2 separate regions of the Homo sapiens genome follow, and region 2 is linked to region 1. The links are chromatin loops, found by intact Hi-C in ENCODE. Cell type or tissue: heart left ventricle. All regions are shown on one strand. Region 1 overlaps BICC1 (BicC family RNA binding protein 1). Region 2 has its middle 29 kb from the start of TFAM.

The links. A loop is a pair of places that touch in the nucleus more often than their neighbours do. Peaks named below come from ENCODE experiments on the same cell type or tissue, not always from the same donor. Only the 100,000 strongest peaks of a DNase experiment are listed, where the experiment ranks them.
Region 2: it touches region 1 in a loop (3-fold over the local background); 12 of 110 quality-filtered maps call a loop at or near these places.

What each region holds. Positions count from the first base shown.
Region 1 is chr10:58,781,117-58,783,616 of GRCh38, forward strand. The region is part of intron 3 of BICC1 (BicC family RNA binding protein 1); the gene reads left to right. Among named protein-coding and RNA genes, the nearest start is that of LINC00844, 220 kb to the right of the region's middle. In heart left ventricle, a CTCF peak has its summit at 951 (motif pointing right); a DNase peak (open chromatin) is centred at 2,115; H3K27ac peaks cover 1,431 bases.
Region 2 is chr10:58,413,530-58,416,029 of GRCh38, forward strand. No RefSeq gene overlaps it. Among named protein-coding and RNA genes, the nearest start is that of TFAM, 29 kb to the left of the region's middle. In heart left ventricle, a CTCF peak has its summit at 1,185 (motif pointing right); no DNase peak of the experiment used is centred here; H3K27ac peaks cover 288 bases.

The DNA of each region.
Region 1 (2,500 bases):
GGGATGTGAGCAGACGGGTAGGACAGGAATCTAAAAACCAAAAATTGAGATGAATATCTGACAGTTTTTTTGTATTTTTAAAGAGGTGCTAAGATCAGAATATTTGAACTCAGAACTTTTTTGGAAAGTACCACACACACAGTCACCTAGGATATGAGCTTTAGACTCTTTCTATAGACTTCCATCTCCTCTCTCTGTATTTAGCCATTTCCTAAATTATAGGTGCCATCCGTTCATTCAGCAACAGCTTATTGAGTATCTACCACTTGTTTGGCACTGTGGTAGTTACAAAACCAAATTAAACATGACCCCTGTGTTCAGGGAACTTGAGGATTGGTTTTAAAGTAGTAAATTTTTTTTTAAGAGTAAATGTCTCAAAACCTTTATGCCTAAATTGAGTTCTTCAAAGCAATTAATTTTGGGAGGGAGAAGCTCTACGCTTATTTCCTATTTTTCTGTTATGCCATCTTCTAACCCTCTTTATAGCTGACTTTTTCCTCAATTTATGTTTATTAATGTGGTTAATACTTTGACTTTTCTCTGTCAAGTATTTGCAGAGTGGGTCTAAAGGAAATCTTAATCCCTTTTGGTATTACACAGACATGTTTGAATTGTAAACTGTTAACAGTCATTGAAAAACAGAGACCTGTATTTCAGGAATTGAAATGAATAAATTAAGATCAACCTGGAAAAAAGGACACATCTTGTATGCATCTTTTAAGCAAGAGCCAAAAAGGGAATGAAAAACACAATGCTGCTAGCCACTTTAGCAATCTAAACCAGAATTTTGTCATGTTTGTTTTTCTCTGTCCTTATTAAGCTTGACTATTTGAAGAACCACTTTCCAAAAAAGCACTGATTCAGACCCTGGAGGTAAACGTGTTACATGTTGGTGACTGTCTCTGCATGCATGCTCATGTGTCTTTGTGCCCACTGATAATTTATATTTTTGGTCACTAGATGGTGCCCTTTCACTTTGAATGAAAGTGTATTTTCTGTTGAGGCGTTTGCTTTTTATTTTGCTTGTTGTTCTGTTGATGCAAAGATGGTGGAAAATCATCTTATTTCTTGATTTAAGAAAATCACATTCTCTCTTAAATCGGATACGAGGCTCCCTGTCCCTCTATGTATGCATAGGAATTTTAATGCGATTATCCAACCTGTAAAGTCACACATTTGTAGATTATCATACCACTCAAAACTTACTGTTAATTTGTTTTGTGGGAAAAATACAAATTTATCCTATAGAAGCATTTTGTATAATATATATAGGACCAATACATAAATGACTACAATTGAAATATCTATGTGGTTCAATCTGCTGTTTCTGTACTTGAGTTAACCATCACTTGGAAAGCCAGTGAAATGCCAGTTACTGAGTCCTGAAGGCCCAGAAACCTGTATTTTAACAGGCATGTTTTGAGACACATTGGCTTCTAATCACCCACAGTAGTAGTGAACATTTTCAGTAGAGGTTAACTTCATTGTCAACCAGCAGTAACTAAAACCAAAGTTAAGGATAGTTGAGAGTGAAATTTTGAAGGTAGACAGCTCTTTAAAACCTGATTGAAGGTAGACAGCAACTGGAAAACCTGATTGAAGAGGGAATTAAGGAGGCTAGTCCCCACCCTGAGGCTTTGGCTTGGTATCTCCCTCTACCTGGAAGGTTCCAGCTCAGCCAAGTATCCTACCTCCTTTAAGCCTATTGCCTAGCCGAGCTATTATGGATGAAATAAGAATTATTGAATAAAATGATCTGTCTGTTTACATAAGTGTGGTAAAAGTTGGCTAGAGTATAACAGAGAAAGGGCAGTCCTGGTTCTTGTTAGGATGCATTAGAGAGCAAGCAATGGGAATGAGATGCTGTTGGGCTCTCTCCCAACTTGGGTTGGTCAGACGCCCCTTGTGCCTTGCTGTTAGGCCCCTCATTTCATAATAACTGATGCTTAACATTTTGGCAAGTTTTAACCACTCTTAAGACCTTTGACCTTCACAGTGTCCCTGTGACAGGTTAAGTGTCAGGGGAGGGATTACAAAATAGGATAAGGAAGGGTGCTTGAGACCAAGAGCAGCCACCAGGAGAGGGTGGGGGCTGGAGGTGGTGACAGAGACTCAAATTAGGCACAGCTGCTGGACATCTCCCCAGGAGGCCAGAGGCATTCCTGAACTCTGAAGCTTGGTGCACTGTTATTAACTGTGATTTCACCATCCTGGTCCTAGCAGTGGGTAGCTTTAAGAAAAATCGTTTCCTCCCTTCTTTCCTTCCTCCCTCTTTTTTGGTGAGGGGAGTGGCAATTGCCCAATTGCAACATAAGAATATGATATGCTCTCTGTGGCGTTTTCACCTAGGCTGTGGGATGGGGGTGGGAGATCACAGTGTCAGGGGAGTATGTGTGGTTTAGATAAAATCCCCACCCAGTGATTCTCATGCCTTATCCTAGAGAATAGATGCTTTAGGAGTTAAAGGATTCAGGCGGAACTGGTGGTAAATTGTGAAAGG
Region 2 (2,500 bases), 370 kb before region 1:
TGAGCTGGAGATCGCGCCGTTGCACTCCAGCCTCGGCAACAAGAGCGAAACTCCGTCTGAAAAAAAAAAGAAATTACTAGGCCCAGAGACCCATGAATATTTAAATCCTGCCAAAGAATAAATAGAAAAGGAAGGCATATACTGAAGGAAGGTTAGCAAAGGGAAACAAACTAACACAATAAATGTGCTTTTGACTTCCAACCCCAATAGAGACAACTCACATAAATTTGTCTACAGTGAAGCCTCTTCTAACCCACCTTCCTCCATCCAAAGATCCCAAGCCACAGTTCCAATTGGCCACAAAATGACCATGGGGGATAAAGGGGGAATAGAAAGATGTGACTGTGACTTAAACTTCTGTGAACATAGACCCTGGACCTTACCACTTTAGCAGCTTGGAAGGAAGATGAGAGAACACTCCTGTGGATGTGATATTGAGGGAAAGTGTGTTGCAAGCAGAGGAAAACGTAAGTGCACTGAGGCAGGAGCATGCTTGGCATGCCCAAGGGTCATCTCCTGATTCTTGGCTTTTATTTACTGTTTAATCTGTAACTCTGACAAGTGTTTTGTGTATCAACTGACAGCTAGAGATGTGATACTTTTAAACATTGTGACTTTCATTCCTTGGCTGTACTGGGCAATATTATATTCAGAAACAGAAACTTTGTTTGTTGACATAAAGTTATTCCCTACTGGCACTTAACATTCTGAAAATCAGTGATGTCACTCTTTTCCTAATCAACATTTATGATGGTGGTATGGTTGGGGGGACCTTGTAAAGACAGATTATAAAGAGAAGTGATATGAATAATACTGGCAATAAATTAAACGCTTTTATTGGAAGACTTCATTTGGATTCATAGTTTGTACAAATGATTCATAATTTACCATGTGCTTTCTGATCATTCCATGAACCATGAGGAATGCTTAAGACTGCCCCCACTCTGATTGTGGAAGAAAAGATAAGCTATACCTAGAGGTCTAAGTTAATAGCACCTCGGTAAAACTTGATCTGTATGGCAGTTGACCCAATCATTTGGAAGTAGTTTTGGTGCCCAGTTTGGTGGATTTTTCCTGGTTTCCATGAGGTTCAGACATCTAGAGCTATTTATCCCAGGAAACTACAGCTAGATTCATTCTCTTATGAGGCTGTTTTCACATTTCTCAAAAGTAGTTTATTCCACAAACATCAGAGGGCAGCATTTGATAGGGATTCCAAAAAGACAGAAAAGCTTGTCCACATCGGACCTGCTTGCATGCTCCACTGGGCTATGCTTTTCTCTCTCCTCTTTCCTGGTTCCATTTCTGTTTTCAAGCCAGGAAATGCCTTCACCTGTGGCTTTCCAGAAACCACTGCTCCCTTCTTCCTCATGGGACACGGTGAACTGGCTGAGGTACATGGTAGATTAGTGCTCCGCCTCCCTTCTCCCTCCTTCTTGGATGCTTTCTTGTACTACACAGGCTGGAAAGCCAAAAATTCCATGTCCTGATTTTCTTATAGTGAAGGTTCCAGATGTGGGAACCTCAGTCCATGATGAAGATCTGACAAAATCTCAGCCAACCCAACGGGGAGCTCCAGAGCAAAGATTGCTCATTAAAGAAACCCACAGAAATGGCCAGGCCCTAGTGTCCTTACTGTGCTCAGTCACTGGGTGGGGGTTACCTTGGAAGAATGCAGATTCGGCTTGAAAGTGAAGGCAGATCATGAATTCATTAACAGCTGAGGCTGCCAGCAAGTTCTTCCTTCAAGGGTGTTATGAGCAGTAAACCTCCATGGTTGCCACAATCCACCCTTGTGCTGTGTGGCTTCGTATCACCATATACACTTGCAGAGCAGCTTCTTTGGGGTCCCAGTGAGCCTCTCTTCCTAAGGGGAAACTGAGAAGAGGGAGCTTAGGGGCTCCAATTGGTATTCACTATCCCCACCTTCCCCACCCAATGTCCATTCTAAATTCCCTGCTTCCTCAGCTACCACCTCCGTGGCTTACCTACTGAGCTGACTCTAACTCCCATTCCTGAGGGGTCTGGACCCCTGATAATCACACTTTTCTCAGATCAGGATGGCTGCACTTGTCCATTCACAGTCACATCTGGATAAAGGAGTAACAGGAAGTGCCCCTGCAGATCACCTGAGTTCTGTAAATGTTCCTCTCAATTGTATAAGAAAGAGGTGTAAGCCTCACCTTTTTCTGCTGGTCAGGGCCAATGACACCTTTCAGGACAATGACTCCTGTTCTTGCCTGCTGGTCCTGAATATAAAGAGCCAAAGTGCCCAGAGGGCAGCTGAGGCTGGTAGTTTAATGGAAATCTTGCTGTGTCCCTTGGCAAGGGTGTGTCCCCTTTTGGAACTGGGACCTCTAATCCTGCAGAGCCCAGAGTTAAAGGGACAAAAAGAAAAGCCCCCTAGTGGGTCATTGAAAATGATGTTAGGTAGGGCCACTTGTGCTTCTATACCTTGGTTCCTACTGGAGACCCAGCAGCATATGGAGGTGTCTGATTC